2 separate regions of the Homo sapiens genome follow, and region 2 is linked to region 1. Evidence: chromatin contacts called from ENCODE Hi-C or POLR2A ChIA-PET data. All regions are on one chromosome and are shown on one strand. Each heading gives the region's core, a stretch centred on a gene start or an enhancer-like site at or near the end of the contact. The rest is flanking DNA. Distances are from core to core; before and after follow the strand shown.

The links. A loop is a pair of places that touch in the nucleus more often than their neighbours do. ChIA-PET counts read pairs that join two places held with the same protein, here RNA polymerase II (POLR2A). Pooled maps may share reads with other maps.
Region 2: a loop to region 1 is called in a pooled map, with 3 times the contacts of the local background. The contact joins the enhancer-like site here to the promoter of NAA16 in region 1. A Hi-C loop is called at or near these places in 4 of 50 pooled maps. POLR2A ChIA-PET finds 5 or more read pairs at or near these places in 2 of 52 experiments (WTC11 and activated T-cell).

The regions. Positions count from the first base shown.
Region 1 is chr13:41,309,280-41,313,417 of GRCh38, forward strand. NAA16 (N-alpha-acetyltransferase 16, NatA auxiliary subunit) reads left to right here and starts at 1,988. Exons shown (of 20, transcript NM_024561.5): 1 at 1,988-2,303. The coding sequence starts at 2,250. It also overlaps a transcript of MTRF1 not described here.
Region 2 is chr13:42,404,416-42,408,553 of GRCh38, forward strand. No RefSeq gene overlaps it. Among named protein-coding and RNA genes, the nearest start is that of LINC02341, 18 kb to the right of the region's middle. RefSeq lists enhancers at 1,171-2,370, 1,464-1,873. Within about 2 kb of position 2,061, at least 3 of the 41 ENCODE cell types and tissues checked have a DNase peak (open chromatin) inside an H3K27ac peak, as active enhancers do.

The sequences.
Region 1 (4,138 bases), core at 738-3,237:
ATCCTCGCACCTCAGCATCCCAAGTAGCTGGGACTACAGGCACTCGCCACTATGCCCAGCTAGTGTGTGTGTGTGTGTGTGTGTGTGTGTGTGTGTGTGTGTGTTTGCCATGTTGCCCCGGCTGGTCTCCAACTCCTGAGCTCAGGGTGATCCGCCTGCCTCAGCCGCCCAAAGTGCTGGGATTACAGGCGTGAGTCACTGCACCTGGCTGTGCATGTGTCTTTACGGTAGAACAATTTATATTCTTTTGGGTATATACCCAGCAATGGGATTGCTGTGGACCCCCAATTTTAATGACAGTACTTTCCCTATTTTAAAGGACTCCTATGATGCTTTAAAATCATGTGTGAAACGTAGGAGATTGAAAGAAAAAAAAAGACTCCTATGATTCTTTCATGTCCAACCAACTTAGGCTAGAAAGAAGGAAAATCAAATAGGCAGGCACTGTGGCTCACACCTGTAATCCCAGCACTTTGGAAGGCCGAGGTGGGCAGATCACCTGAGGTCGGGAGTTTGAGACCAGCCTGACCAACATGGAGAAACCCCGTCTCTACTAAAAATACTAAATTAGCCAGGTGTGGTGGTGCATGCCTGTCATCCCTGCTACTTGGGAGGCTGAGGCAGGAGAATCGCTTGAACCTGGGAGGCGGAGGTTACAGGGAGCTGAGATAGCGCCATTGCATTCCAGCCTCGGCAACAAGAACAAAACATCGTCTCAAAAAAAGGAAAATAAAAAAGGGCAGCCCAGTTCTGATTACAGCCGACTAAATGCAGTTACTCATCAATTACTTTATAGTCTCAGAAATATGCACCCATTAAGATTCAGCACATGTATAAATAAACTTATGTACCTAATGTTTACACACACCTTACTACTAACCCTACACTGAATGTATGGTTTATTCTTGCCACTGTTGTATCTTTCTAGACTCACACATTACCATCAATATGCTGCCTTTTATTTGTTGTAGAGAGTATCCCAGAGTTGGAAGATCCTGAATTTGAAGCCTGTTTCTCCCATTATTATATGGCTTTCAGGAAGGGGAACCATCTGAAGAGAAAGGGTAGGTAGACTCAGAAGACCAGTGGCCTTATAAAACCGTAATTCCGGCCAGGTGTGGTGGCTCACGCCTGTAATCCCAGCACTTTCGGAGGTTGACGCGGGGGCGGATCACGAGGTCAAGAGATCAAGACCATCCTGGCCAACATGGTGAAAGCCTGTCTCTACTAAAAATACAAAATTAGCCGGGTGTGGTGGCGCATGCCTGTAATCCCAGCCACTCGGGAGGCTGAGGCAGGAGAATCCTTTGAACTCAGGAGGCGGAGGTTGCAGTGAGCCCAGATAGCGCCACTGCACTGCAGCCTGGGCGACAAGAGCGATACTCCATCTCAAAACCAACCAACCAAACAAAAACAAAGATTGTAAATGTTTGTTTGGTTTGCCCTGGAAAGAGAAGGCTTCTACTTAGAGTCTGAATCAAGGAGGAAAAGGAAAGAAAACAAGTTCATCTTTCATCAAAAGTCTACTTTGCATCGGACACTTAAATTCCTAAATGGGGAGAAATGCAAAAAACTCTGACTCTTCAGAGTCATAACTAACATTATCTTGCGCCACAAGCTTATCAAGAGTGCAATACAAGTCAGTGTCTTCTCTTTTCTACTTAAAAGAAAATTCTCGTTTTTATTTATTACTTTATTGCAAGGAGAAGCAGACAATAAGTAGGAGTCTTATGAGGCGTTCTGATGCATAGGAGCAATGGTGAATGAGGGTGGTGACTCACCACCCCATGGGACTCCAAGGTTTTGGTGACAGCTCGCCTGAGCCCCAGGGGGTGCCGAGATTGCGGCGAGGAGAGCCGCAGCACAAGGCAAATCCACGCGGTTGGTCCCCGCTACGCCCCCGTAGTCACCCGCAGCCCCTCGCCAAAGGGCGCTCCGCGCATGCGCACAGGATCCGGCTCGGGAGGCGGACCCTGGCTGCCATCTTGCAGTGCGCGGGAACCGCCGCCGCCGCCGCTGGCCAAAAAGCGGAGCCCAGGGGAAGCGTGTCCTGCTCAGACCGCCTTCCTTCTCCATTGCCACCCGTGCCGAACAGCCAGGCTGCCCAATTGCAACTGTAGACCAATGAACTAATCCATCGCCCGCAGCCCGACTCTCAGCAGCGGTTCGTCCCGGTGCCCACCCCCGCGAAGCGGAGCGCCCGGGCACCTAGCCTCCCTGCCGGCCACCTAGCCTCCCTGCCGGCCACGATGCCGAACGTGCTGCTGCCGCCCAAGGAGAGCAACCTCTTCAAACGCATCTTGGTGAGTGGCCGTAGGCCGCGCTGCCGCCCCCCGGTCCCCGGGTCCTCGGGCCTTAAGGGCAAGCGGTCTGGCGGCGGCCGGCGCGGGCCAGGCTTGGCCTCCGCTGCCCACCGCTCTTTGTTTACCTCGGAGGTCGCGGGACCCCACTTTCCCGCTCCGGCCGGCCCACGGGGGCTGCCGAGCCGCTCCTCCGTGCGCTTCCTTTCCGCGGTCTTCTGCGGCTCGCCTCACCCCCGCCGCGCTCTTTCCAGAAACTTCACGCCGCTCTCCGCAGTGCCCGGGCACAGCCGCCTCGGCCGGTAGTGGCTGCCGTGCTCTCTGCCGCGCCGGGCTCGCAGCAGCCCCTCAGGGATCCTCCCCCGGTGGTTTATTTTGCCAGTCTCTCCTCGGCTAGGTGTTTTGCGTTCTGCATTCTCTGCTTTGCGTTTAGTTAGATTGCACAGCACACCCGCATACCTATTAAAGCGGGATCGATGCGATGGTGGAATTTTTCCTGGTTACGAGGAAATAAAACCGGCAACTTTAGGAAGCCAGGCCTGGCACCACCTCCCTTTGGGAAAAAGTTTGCCTGTTTGTAATGTACCTTATTTACCTCTTTGGAAGTGAATATTTGACTTGAAGTGCGTTTCTGAGTTGTCACCAACTTCAAAACAGCTGTTTGCTTTTTAGTCGCACAGGCCTTGCTTGAGTAATTAAAGCCGCGTGGACTGGCTGGTTTTGCATTTGAGGGGAGCATTTTTACTTTATCGCGGAGCAGAAGCCTGAATAATGGCCCCGTAGTGATGACCGCTGCGGAGCCGGGTGGGCAGTTTTCTGTGGGCTGTGTGCCAGCGTCCCTGGTAGCTTTCCAGGTTCTGTTCTTCCAAGGAGAAGAGGCAGCATTCCTTTGCTTTCCTCAGTATCCTCTGGCTACCCTAGGTTTTAAACTAATATTGTTAGTAGGTAACTGTCTTTTCTAGTTTATCTTTTCACCTGAAAAAAAGCTTTTATTTGCTAAACATGCATTTAGGTTTAAAGGTGAATTTATTGAAAGCTGGGTTGGCTATATGGCTGTTAGTTGTTGCTTAACTTTACTATAAATAAAATACTAATTTTAGAGTAATTTTAAGTATGAACAGCGGCAGATAATTCATAGTAGCTGTTCTGTTTCAAGACGATAGAAACTTCACACTTAGTCTTCAGATTAGGATACATAGTAGATGGGATAAAAATTTTAAATATTATGTGGTGCTTAGTTTTGAACCAATAATAAGATACAAATGTGAGAACATTAAAAATACGAATAATTAAAGCACGTGGCAGGTTGCTTCATTGGGCTTTGTATTTTTTTATTTTACTTCTCATGCCCTTTTATTTTACACAGCATGGAATTGGAGAAGTAATTTATTTATTTTTATTTTTAATTTTTTTTTGCCCTGGGAATCTGAAACATTAATGATAATATCATTTATAAATCGCTAGTTGGATTTCAGGACATTTGGCATCATACTTTAAAGATGACAGCACTTCTTTTCTCTTTATACGAGTTTTTTGTAGTTCAAATCATGGATCAGTGTCATAAGGAAAAAGTTACATTATTATTCTTAAATTACAAAAAAGGTAGGGTTTATCCCCAAATAAATTGGGAAATGGTAACCACTAAAAAAAAATCAATTATTTTGAGATGGAAGTCTCGGTTTGTTGGCCAGGCTACTGTCGAATTCCTGGCTTGAAGCGATCTTCCCACCTCAGCCTCCCAAATTGCTGGGATTACAGATGTGAGCTACTGTGCTCAGCCAAGCTAAACATTTTTAAATCTAGGTATGTAATGTTTCTGACAAGGTTGCGTGAATTTA
Region 2 (4,138 bases), core at 811-3,310, 1.1 Mb after region 1:
ATACATAGAACATTTCCATCATTGCAGAAAGTTATGTTGGACAGTGCAGAAAAGGCTCTGAGACCTCTTGCAGCAAAATTACTTATTTAACTTTGTTCATTTCTCAAGCCTTTTAGTACCCAGCAGAGTTGCCATTCTGTAAGACACTGTTTAGAAAATATAGTTTGGCATCCTTGGAGAGATGATTTTTTCTGCCTGAGTATGGTGTTCTAGGAATCTGCTCTGCAGCTCCTGTATCTTTGCAGCTTTTCAAATCCTGCTTCTGTTATGACCACAGTCATATTTATTTGTGTTCTTGTCCATGATGAAAGAGAATTATTTTGCTATTATAAGACATATCCCCCGATGCTTCATATCTCTGTTAAATCTTCCAATAGCCAGTGTTCCCTCGGTTATAGACACAGAACTTCAGGGTTGGGAGAAATCTTAGAAAGCATATAGTTCAATTTTTTTTATTCTTATTTTTGAGACAGGGTCTCACTCTGTTGCTCAGGCTGGAATGCAGTGGCATGATCACGGCTCACTGCAGCCTTGACCTCCTGGGCTCAAGTGATCCTCCCTCCCCAGCCTCCCAAGTAGCTGGACCACAAGTATGCATCACCACATCCAGCTAACTATTTTTTAAAAAAATTTTTATAGAGACAAAGTCTCACTGTTTTATCCAGGCTTGCCTCGAACTGCTGGGCTCAAGCGATCCTCCCACCTCAGCTTCCCTATGTGATGGGATTACAGGTGTGAGCCACTGCACCTGGCCTAGTTCAATCTTATTTTACTTATGATACAACTGAAGCCCAGAAAGATTATATGACTTTCCCAAGGTCACTCAGTTAATAGGACAGTTCATACTCCAGATACCTATTTCTTATTAATGCTGTTGGTTCCTCTCTTCACAATATGAAAAAAAGCAATTATTAATGGACTAGGATTGTGTCAATGGTTATATGAGTTTTATCTCTAGTTAGAAATCTTGCCTATCTTTGTGAGAGTAGGCTCTGAATAAATGTACTCTGTATTTCTTAGCCTAATATGTATTTGCATGTTCTGACTCCATAGAACCCATCAGTGAATACATCACTCTTCACTCAATTCCTTCCCACTGCTTTGTGAGAAAGTCTTTGATGATTTTCTGCAAACAGCCAATAGTATCTTCTTGAGTTTTCATCTACTTTTGTACCCACTTAGTGCTCCTTTGATTAGAGATTCTAACTACAGTATCTGCTTTTCACTTTTTGGGACATGGAATATAAAAGTGGGTGGAAATTGCAATCTGCATAATGGAAGAAAAATTGCACTCCTACTAGTTTATAGAAAGGTTGACATTTGCTGTGAAGCGTTCAGTTCCCGGGTTCTGGTCAGATATGCATTTCTGTGCTCACCACTGTGGAGAGGAAGGTACCACATGGGGGTGTCACGTAGGTTGTAAAAGGAAGACGGTTGTCTGTCAGGGTAGTGTCCCAAGAGAAACTGCCCTATTACGGCTGTGATCTGGAATGAATATACTTCTGGCACCTTTACTAGGATGTCAGTGGGAAAGTCCCATTAGTCATCTTTGCCAGATGGGGGCTTCCGGACACCTCCGCATGGCTGTACATGTCTGTATTAATAAAAACACTGAAGCCACATGGGTTTTGGCCACACGTCTCATCCTGTCGACCCTCTGGCCCTGCAAGGATTACAAAGAGGGAAATAAGTCATGGAGCCTGATCTTTGAATGGTTTTACTTTTGAAATGTGGGAGATGTTATGTTCACTATTTCTCTTGGGATAAACCTCCAGAGAATTTGGAGCTTTAAGGGCAGAGCCCACTTTAGGCTACCCTGGGAGCTCTGAAAGAGGTGCCTTTCCAGGTGATTCTGATAAGCTCTGATGTTTGAGAATCACTGCTTTGAAGAAATCACTCATTTTCTCAGGATGTCATCAGCCCAATAAACAGTGATACAACTTAATTGACATCAAAAAGAATGATACCATTATCTTTGTTTTGACTTCACTGAATTCAAATTTTGCTCTTCTTCATACAGAAGCTGGTATGAACATCCTGGTTAATGACCGCATACTATAGAAGAAGCCCGTTTTGTTTTTCTGCTGCCTGCTTGTGGTGTCACTTTCTGTTCTATTACATGTAACCAGAGTCAGAGGAAATTCTGGCTCAAGATAGAACCCAGAGAGTAAAGTCCCCTGAACTTTTTCTTCCACTGGGTACTCCGCCGGCGATGAATGATCAGGTATTAGGGCAAGCCCTAAAATGCATGCCCAGGACCAGACCCCTTGCTCTGTTCTCTCCTGCTCCGTGGAGGTGATGTGGCTGTTAGTGGAGTTTGTTGTTACGGGTGGACTTGGTCAGTAGGAGCTGCTATGGTTTGAATATGTCCCCTAAAGTTCATGAGTTAAAAATTGAATTGCTGGCCAGGTGCAGTGGCTCATCCCTGTAATCCCAGCACTTTGGGAGGCTGAGGTGGGTGGATCACCTGAGGTCAGGAGTTCGAGACCAGCCTGGCCAACATGGTGAAACCCCATCTCTACTGAAAATACAAAAAATTAGCCAGGCGTGGTGGCAGACACCTGTAATCCCAGCTACTCGGGAGGCTGAGGCATGAGAATCGCCTGAACCCTGGAGGCAGAGGTTGCAGTGAGCTGAGATCATGCCACTGCACTCCAGCCTGGGCAACAAGAGTGAAACTCCGTCTCAAGAAAAAAAAAAAATTGAATTGCCGTTTTAACAGTATTAAGAGGTGGAGCCTTTAAAAGGTGATGAGGTCATGAAGGCTGTGTCCTCGTTACTGGATTAATGCTGCTATCTGGGTTAATTATCTCGGGAGTGGGCTCCTGATAAAAAGTTAAGTTTAGCCTCCACTATCTCTGTCTGTCTCTTCTGCTCTTACCATATGATGCCCTTCCGTCAGTCATGGCATAGCAGAAGGTCCTCACCAGATGCATCCCCTCAATGTTGGACTTTCAGTCTCCAGAACTGTGGCCAAATAAATCTCTTTTCTTTGTAAATTACCCAACCTGTGGTATTCTGTTATAGCCACAGAAAATGGACTAAGAAAAGAGCCTATCTGATTGCCTGGATCCAGAGCTTTATCTGCAGTGGATGTAATCCTCTTCTAAGAGGGGAAGCTCCGTATAGAGAAAACAGCCCCAGGAAAAGAGCCAGGAGACCAGAGTCCTGCCTCTGACTCTCCAGTCAGCCAACTGGTGGTCCTGGACATGTGTGTTCAAGTCTCTAGGCCTCTCTTTCTTAACCTGTAAAATGAAGTTGGTGGTAGCGGTGCAAGTTAAACTGGATTTACTAAATCCAGTGGCCTCTTTGTCATTTTATTTATATATCAGCTATAACATTTAATATTGTTGATCATTTTCTCCTTAAAATATTCACCTTTTTGGCTTTTGGGTCACCATTTTCATGTTGGTTCAACAAATGTTATTGGATTAGGCATTGTCTTAGGGAGTGAGAATACATGTAAGACAGTTTTTGTCTTTGAGGTGCCCACAAGATATGTAAACATCATCTAACAATTTTTTTCTCTCTCTGCTCCTTCCTTCAAATCTCTATTTACTTCTTTAATTTTTGTTTTTGTTCTATAACTAACTGTCTTCAACTTCTCTGTATATCCTCCTTGGAAGATGGTACTCATCACCCTGGTTTCAACTACCATTTAGATGTTGTGGATTAAAAACTATTTCTCTTTAACCATGATTCACCCTCACTCACCCTTGAGTTATGAAGTTTTATTTATATCTGCATCCCAGTCATTTTTACCTGGGAATCCCTCTGGGATGTCCCATTCAAAAAACCATAAACCAAACCCATTTTACCTTATCCACTGCTTTCCTTCTGCTATTAAAACCCACTCCTCCTGAGTTTCCAATCCAGGGCATTGCCATCCATTAAGTCACTCAAATTAGAAACCTCAGAGTCATGTACCTCTTCCCTTTCTCTGCATCTAGTTGGGCACACAACTTTTAGAATCCACCTCTGATGGATTCTGATTGGCCTTTGTCCCCTTATTCCTATTACTCCCATTACTGCCCTAGTAGAGGCCCAGGTGAGTGCTCATTGGGATATCATCAATTTTAAAATGTCCTTCACATCCCACACTTTATCATCTGCAAAGCCAGGAAGCATCTTACAGGCA